2 separate regions of the Homo sapiens genome follow, and region 1 is linked to region 2. A link is a loop called in an ENCODE intact Hi-C map of the cell type or tissue named here. Cell type or tissue: PC-9. All regions are shown on one strand. Region 1 has its middle 44 kb from the start of MIR129-1. Region 2 overlaps SND1 (staphylococcal nuclease and tudor domain containing 1).

Region 1 (4,000 bases), 140 kb before region 2:
TGCATATTCCCTGGAGACATATTTGGGGAAACCTGATCAAGGGACACTCGGAGAATAGTGACATTGAGAGGCTGGCCCCCAAAAAGATGGCATCTGTGGTCTTTCCCTCCATATCATCAGCCTCTGCTCCAGACTTCCGAAAGCAGCTCTCCAATGCCTTCAGATTCAGGTTCAATCAAGTGGAGATGGGGAGGGTCAGGTTATGGCTCCACCTCCCTCTCTCTGTGCTTGTTTCCCAGCAAGACATGCACCAAGGCTGCTTTGCTGGGCTCCACCGCTGCTGCCCTTCCCTCACCTGCAGCTCCTGTCCCACTGAGCTGCAGCCAAAATCTGCCTGTTTGGCCCTCTCTCATGGCAGGGACCACATGGCACTCACCTCTGTTCCCCCAGCTGCTTCTGGCACAGTCCTGGGCACAACTGACATTAATGTTGTGTCAGCAAAGATTGAAAGTCCCTTTTTTGGGAACCTACTGCCTCAGTCCATTGCTCCCATCTACCTCTCCATGTCGAAGTCCATGCAGCCGCCAAAACCCAGGTCTAATGCTGATTCCTCCGTGCAGGCCTCTCTGATCCCCAGAGCTATGAGCTCACCTACCGTTAGTCCCTGGATCATGGGGAATGGCTCTCAAGGCTTTGATCACATTGCAGTGTCAATGTGGGATGATTAGTTCTCTAAGCTGCACATCTCCCTGCTGGGTTGTAACTTCTCAGAGCTGGAAGCTGGTCTCACCCATCTCCATGTGCTCCATGTGGCCCAGCTGTGCCACTCAGGCACACAGTAGGTGCCTAGGAAGCTCTGCAATCTGCTTACTGTCTCTCAGCCGAGGGCCTGTCCTGAGATGCAGAGTGGTGCTGATGTTGATATCTCTGAAGACCTGGGCTAGGAGAGGCCTGGCTATTTCAGCAGGAGATCCTGGAGTCCACCCAGGTCCAAGGAGAGAGGCCCTGGATCTGCGCAATGAGCTGTTTGGCAGGAAAGCCAGTGCCTTACAATCACAAGACAGACAGACCCCAGTCTCATCTGGGCCCACAGAAACTTCTGTTATTCAGTGAATAACAATAAACTGGAGACTCAGTGACCAAGGGGTCTGACTCAGCCAGCAAGGATGTGGCAGCTGCCTGCCCAGCACACACATGCAGGCTTGTGACTGGTTCTCTGTGGCCCAGCCCTATCTTGGACACACTGTTGCCCCAGGTTGTTCAGCCTTGCATCCCAGGCCTGTCAGCACATTGATGGCAGCCTGTGAGTCCCAGGGGCCTGCCGGGTCTCCTCATGTAACACTCCCTATCCTCCAAGGTGGGAGTGGAGGAGTTCTCTGTGTGGGAGGGACAGCTGCACCCCACTTTGCCTCTGAGATGCTCTTCCCCAGTAGTGTCTGTGCTGCCACTGAGGGGGCCTTTGGTAACAGGCTGCTTCAGGTAACCAGGCTCATTGTGAGGAGGCACAAGGGTAGGAGGGAATTAGGAGTCCAGGTATGTTCAGACTTAGCTATCGTTGGAATGCAGCGGGGTGGGGCCAGGGGAAGGGGGCTGGGAACCTGGAATGCTGTTTGGCACTGGGGCTCTATTGACTCCCTGGGCTATCTTGTAGCTCTGAGGCAGCAGGAGCTGCAAGATGCCAGGTTGGAGTGCTGCGCTGAAGGTTGCTCATGACTCATTTGTCCCTGCCTCCTTCTGGCTTTCTCACCACATCTCCAGTTCAAATTACTATGAAGGAGAGAATCAGAATGACTCAGGTCGGCACCAGGTTAATGAGAGCCTCTGATTCAGGCCACTTCTAGGCTCCTGGGGTGTCCAGAGATCACAGCCCTTGGGTTAGACATTCCCCACAGGCCCAGTCACCTGGGCTGGAGTACAATTGAGGGGTGAGGGTTGTTGCCTGAACTGAAGTTGTCGTGGCTCCCCCATGGCAGCACTGCAGGAATGGCCACATTTGTGGAAAGACTTCTTTGATGTGTTGAGCACCTTGGCTGTCTTGTCCAATCCAATCATGCTCTGGAATAGGTCTTAACCTCTCCTTCTATCAGCAGTCTGCTGAGATCAGGATGTTGTTGATCACATGGGCCATAGGTTTCATTGCTGAGCTGAGCTCTTCACACCAGGCCTCCCATGGGGCTTGGAGGCAGCTGATCTCACTATATGACGCTGATGGCAATGGGGCCAGAAGGGCCAATGACCTAGTGAGGATCCACAAGGCTGTCTCCCCAGAGGCCACTCTATGTCCTACATCAGCCCCCACATAGTTTGCAAGAATAGGCTCAGCCAGGGAAGACCCGGGACCTCCTGTTGAACATGGGCCAGGAGGAGAGCCCCCCAGTCCCCAACCAGAGGCCCTGTTCTGAGCCCCACAATGGCAAAGTGACTAACTTTGGCAACAGAGTCAAGAAGAAAGAGCCTGGTCAGGAATTAAGAGAGCTGGCTTCTGATTCCAGGACTGCCATTAGGTCCTGGTATAACTCAAGATAAGTGATGCTCCTTCCCTGCAATTCCTTTCACCACCTCCTTCATACACTGGAGGAAAGGGATCATCAAGCAGAGTTATCAGCACAGACGTGGAGACCTGGCAATGACCTCGACTGCAGTGGAAATTGGCCCAGCCAAGGAATCAATGGCCCTCAAATCCAGGGGCTACAGGTGGGCAGATGGCCGAGTGAGATACCCTCTTGGGATTTGGCTTCTGGCTGGCTGGGCCTCTGGTGGCCACAGACTCTCTCCTTTCCAACAGACCCTCCATCTGACCCCTTCTTTGCCTCTCTTGTCTGGCAGCGAAGGTGCTGCAGCCCCCCAAATTCTTCCTAAGAATACAACTGAAGAGCCATTCATTCAGTCATTCAACAACCTCAGTTGGCCCAATGTCACTTATGCTGAAATTGTTCCTCTCTCAATTCCTCTTCCGTGACCAACAAATTCTAACCCAGGCCCTGCCCAGGCTTTTCTCTCAACATTTCCCAGCTCATAGGTCCAAACGTCCCTAGAGGCACCATCATTCCATCATCATCCTGCCACTTTCCAAGCTTGCATCTGAGAGGCATGCAGGGCCCTCTCCACACTCCTCTGCCATGCTGATGCCCCTGCCCCTCAGTCACAATCTGTTTCCCCACATGTTTCTGGTTTCCAATCCCTAGGAAAAGAGCCCTGGGCCAAAAATACCACTTGGCAGAACCCTGAGTTCAAGTCTTGCTTTCAGATAGAGGCATGATTATGCTTGTCACTCTTTTTGGGGTAGAGGTGGAGGTAGCTGAGAAGCAAATGACTAAATATGGAAACTTACCAGGGATCCAGTGGCATAAAATCAAGAGCTAAATTCCAACCGAGGGGCAGAATAGGTGCCAGCTCAGCTGGGGTGGACAAGTTTTGCAATTGGCGTTCAGAGAATGGAGCACTCTGGCAGGCTGGAGAAAGCAGGCCGGGTCCACACAGGAGATGACACTTAGACTGAATCCCAAAGGCCAGTAGGACGTGGGGTGGAGAGAAGGAACTAGAGGAAGAGACATAGATGGGAGCAACTGGATAAAGAAGTGTTCTCAGCCCCAGCTACACACTGGAATCACTTAGGGGTAAGGCTGGGCTGACCCTAAAGCTAATGCAAAGACACTCCAGCCCCACTCCTCAGAAATTCAGATGCCATTGGTTTGGGGTGAGATCTACGCAGTTATATATTTTTTAAATTTTCACTCATACTTTGTGATTTATTGGCAATTATGTGGTATACTATCAGAAATAATTATTTTTTAACTTGTAATATAGTTTAAGAGACTATAGAGTAGTGGTTTAGAGGGAAATCTTATCTGCTGAAATCCTGGCTTCCCACTCACTGGCCATCTGACCAGGAACCATGTCCTAAACTTCCTAAGTTTCTTGTTCCCTCCTCTGTAGAATGGTGACAGTAAGAGTACTACATCTTACAGGGTAGTTTTGTGGCTCACATGAGAGAATGCCTTCCAGCATTGAGCGCTAACACACAGGGCACCATCTTGAATGGCTCTGTAGCTGATTCTAA
Region 2 (4,000 bases):
CAATCCGCCCACCTTGGGCTCACAAAGTGCTGGGATTACAGGCGTCAGCCACTGTACCCAGCCCCCACCTACCTTCTTATAGCCCCACTAATAAAAAAATACCCTTCAATTAATTATTGTATCAGGTTTCCTGTCCCATATTCCCCATTTGAGTACACTCATCTGCCATAACAGGACCTAGGAAATCCTGCATGAGGCCCTCCATTTTGAAGAATGATGGCTCTTTCTTCCTAACATTTCTCATGATATTTCCTCTCCAGGGCAACTCCTTAATTTGTAGTCTCTTTTACAGTTCCTTTAAGGTCTCAACCCTCATTTCCCTGTGTCTCTAAGCTGGTGCTGATTTAGTCACTAGATAAGTTACTACCTGCTCAATGAGTCAGCAAGGATGACTGAGAAGAGCTTTCACACACTAAGTGTTCCCTGTGCAAAGTTTGGTTTCCTTGCCTCGGGCTACTTCTTCCCAGTCTTCAAGACCCTGGCTTCCTCCCTTTACCTGCCCACTCATCCAGGTTCATTAAGACCATTCAGACAGCTTCTCCCACGGCAGGTGAACTGAATGAGTTATAGGCAGCTCTCCACAGAGGCAGTTCCATCCAGGAGCCAAGTGCCAGTTCCCTGGATCATGCAGCTGTGTTTGGAGGAATGCTGAGTGCATCCCTCACAATAGGCCCAGAAATGGAGCTGAGGCCTCAGATACTAACAGCCTGTTTCTGCAGCCTGCCAGCCACAGTGGTTATAAGTTATAATCTATTGCCATTGCAAGAAGACTTAATTTCTGGACTTAAAGGAAGTCAGATAATACTTTATCCTATTAGTGTCTGCCTGTGTGAACTGACAATGGCATCCTTCTGACACGACTGCATATTCTTCCAATTCATCTCTTTAAGATTAGGCAGGGGGAAGTCTGGATGGAGTAGGAAAGGAGAGAGGAAAAAAATAACCTAAGGAAGAGACTGTTGAAGGAACCAGGGAAAGGGAAGACTATTTTTTTCATTAGAAATGAGGAGAGGGGATGCAGAGGGACAGGACAAGACTGTGCTCTTTCAAAGCATGTTTGCATTTCATTTTGTTTCTCTCATGAGGGGGAGAGACGGCAAGCACTGGAGGTGCTGTGTGCATGTGTGTCAGAAAAAAGGCTCTGAAGCCACAGAGAAGGATGAATACAAGAAGAATAAGGCATTGGCCCATTCTGTGCGCTTGCTGTTTCATCCATTGTGCCCGCTGGAGGCTTTCCCTTTCCTTAATCCTTCCCCCTTCATGTGTAAGTCCACATCCACTCCGACTAGTGGTGTTATGTCAGCCGAGGGTGCCTTCTCATTCTGGGTATGTTATCGAGGCTGGCCGACCTGGGGATGACAATTGACACTGAGACAGAACACAGGTTCATGGTTCCTAACTTCCGGGATATGGAGAGGGCAATGAGAACTTCCAAGTTAATTCAGAAAATCTAGTTGAACCCTCACATTTTATTTATGAGGAAAATGAAGCCCAGGAAGATGTGCCTTGCCCAGGTGTCACATAGCTGGTGATGCAGAGACCTTACCTGTAGTCTCTGGGTTCGCGACCTAGCGCAATTGCTGAGCGCCGGCAGGGCCACCATGACTTACAACTCCAGGGGGCGCCATTTACAGAAATGGCAAAGTGATTAGTGCCCCCTGGAGTTTGCAGTTTGATGCAATCCTTTATAGTTCCCTTTTGGGAGGGGGGAAGGCCTTTCCCACCAGTACTGTTATCTGTGCTTAATGCTCTGAGACAGATGGTGCCCACTCATGATTTCATTCAAACAGGAAGAGCTGAGAAATCAGGCAACTTTCCTTTCTCTTCAGGGCATGTGTGCTCTGATGGCAGCCCCATGGCTAATAAACCAAAAGGGGCATGTGTTGCTTCCATGGCCTTCCCCTTCTCTCTACAAGAGTGCAGGGTAGTAAGGTAACATCTATCCCAACATGACAGGAGGGCTTGCAGAAAGCTAAATCATGTTAGAGGTCTGTTCAAGGTCATGCAGACCCTTGGAGAAGCAGAGAAGCCTGGAGTCCCGCTCTACCTCCCTGGCCTTCCTAGTGTTGTGTAAGCAAGGGGACCCTCAGAGGGAAAGCTCTGGCAGCCCAGGTTGACTCAGGGGTCTACCCTGAAACTGGGGTCCAGAAAGCTAGGAAATTGTCCCCTCTTCCTCCCATCTCAAATCCTCTCTTGGGAACAGAGTGGCCCTGGCTATAATTTTATCACATACATTTAATTAGAATTTGTCTTCTTCATGATGGTTTCAAGTGAAGTCCCAATAGAAACATTCTAAAAGAACAGTGCTTTCAGGCAAGGATTTCTTCTAACCAAGTTAATTTAGCAGAAATGTGCATTGGGTGGAGTTACCTCTCTTTTCAACTTCAAAGCTGGGAAGCAATGGGAGGTGAGGAATGCAGAGAAAATAAAGAGGAGGGCAGGGGCTTCAGGCAAATGAGTTTCCATCCATTAAGGAGCGGCAATTTCTGCTAGCTCCCCTAGAGACCGGTCCCCTCCAATAATGGCCTGACTCTAATGATTCCCACTCCTAAGCAACAGCCTGTGTTATGCTGGTGTTGAGACGAACTGTGCCAGAGAAATTCCCTTTCTCTCAGAGGTGCTGCTATCATTACACAAGAGACATTAGTTAGCCAGGAGGATGTGCTATTGATGGGGAGAGAGAAAGATAACCAAAGAGAATGCTCTTCCCTAGCAGGCTTGGTACAGCTGACTTAGGACAGAAAAGGCGGACTGAGAGGTTACGGGTTAGCAATAAGAAAGGACTACCCATCATGGGCAGATTCTCTGGACCAGGGGGTGACCACAGGAGAAGTGGCCTCCTGATGAGTTGATGAACTCAGTTCAAGGAGGAACTAGCTGGCTGAGGTGGGGAGGGGGGCAGGTCTTTGGAGTTTGGAGTGTGGGTTAAGCTCAGACATAATGGACAAAACTGATGGACATTTGAGATGTGAAATGTGGTAATAAGTTCATGGGAAGTAAGGGTAAGGGATTCAATTTCAGGTCCCTAAATACTGGTCATTTCCAGGACAGAAGTACAGGTATGTGGCCTTAACAGCAATGAAGTTAGGATCATAGCTGTTATTGAGGCTTCAATGTTAGTTGAGGGTAGAGGGTTCTCTTATTCTGTCCTCTCCACTCTAAATACACTGAAATCTGTGATGAAAGCTAATATTGTGAGTTACTGCTAAAGTTGTTGCCAGCAGGTCTTGAGTAGGGGGTAGGGAGTCCCTTATTTTGCCCCTGGTGGCTTGCCTGTGATAGAGACGGACTGCTTCCAGAGGCTGCCTTGCCAGATGTGCCAGCAGGCAGCCCGGCCAGAGAGCCTGCAGTGCAGACAGATGTCCTGGGTCGTATTCAGGATGGTGAGACCCTTTATGGTACAGTGGCTTGGCTCTGGGGCAGTGCCAGAGCGGCAGGGTAATGTTCCTCAGCCAGATTCATTTCCCCCCAAACCTCTTCAAATATGTGGGCCACGGAGGGAGGCAAATTTAATTAAATTACTGTGTTGTGAACTGCCCTTCCTGGCCAAAGGCTAAAAATGGGCTCATGCTGACATGCAAACCCATCTGTGTGTACACAGCATGTGTTTTCTTTGTGCTGGGCTGTCAGCAGCTGGATGGGGTTGGCAATGCCCAAGGTTGGACCCAGAGAGCTGGCCCTTTTGCCACAGCAAGGCAGAGTCAACAATAATCCAACCTGGACCCCATACAGCTCCGATGACCTTTCTTTGTACTTAAAAGATGACTGGGTGGCACTCCCCCTTCCTATATCAATTTGTTTCTCCTCAAGTGCTTCTTTTGCTGACACACAGGACTTTCCCATAAGGCGGTGCCCTGAGCAGTACTGGGGAAGAAGGAACAAAGCTGCAGTGAGGTGTGATTCAGAAGAGTGCATGGGCAGGGTTTGTTTAGCTTGGCAGGAGACAGAGGGGTCTCCCGGGTGATACTCTAGAGTGCTACTTCAGCAGTTCCCCACTGGC

The links. Hi-C counts contacts between places; a loop is a spot of excess contacts. Peaks named below come from ENCODE experiments on the same cell type or tissue, not always from the same donor. Only the 100,000 strongest peaks of a DNase experiment are listed, where the experiment ranks them.
Region 1: a loop joins it to region 2, with 3 times the contacts of the local background. A loop is called at or near these places in 1 of 110 quality-filtered maps.

Annotation. Positions count from the first base shown.
Region 1 is chr7:128,161,904-128,165,903 of GRCh38, reverse strand. No RefSeq gene overlaps it. Among named protein-coding and RNA genes, the nearest start is that of MIR129-1, 44 kb to the left of the region's middle. In PC-9, no CTCF peak of the experiment used is centred here; DNase peaks (open chromatin) are centred at 1,123 and 1,653; H3K27ac peaks cover 2,840 bases.
Region 2 is chr7:128,017,985-128,021,984 of GRCh38, reverse strand. All of the region lies in intron 16 of SND1 (staphylococcal nuclease and tudor domain containing 1), which reads right to left. Among named protein-coding and RNA genes, the nearest start is that of LRRC4, 11 kb to the left of the region's middle. RefSeq lists an enhancer at 2,863-3,413. In PC-9, CTCF peaks have their summits at 1,376 and 1,584 (motif pointing right); a DNase peak (open chromatin) is centred at 454; H3K27ac peaks cover 2,591 bases.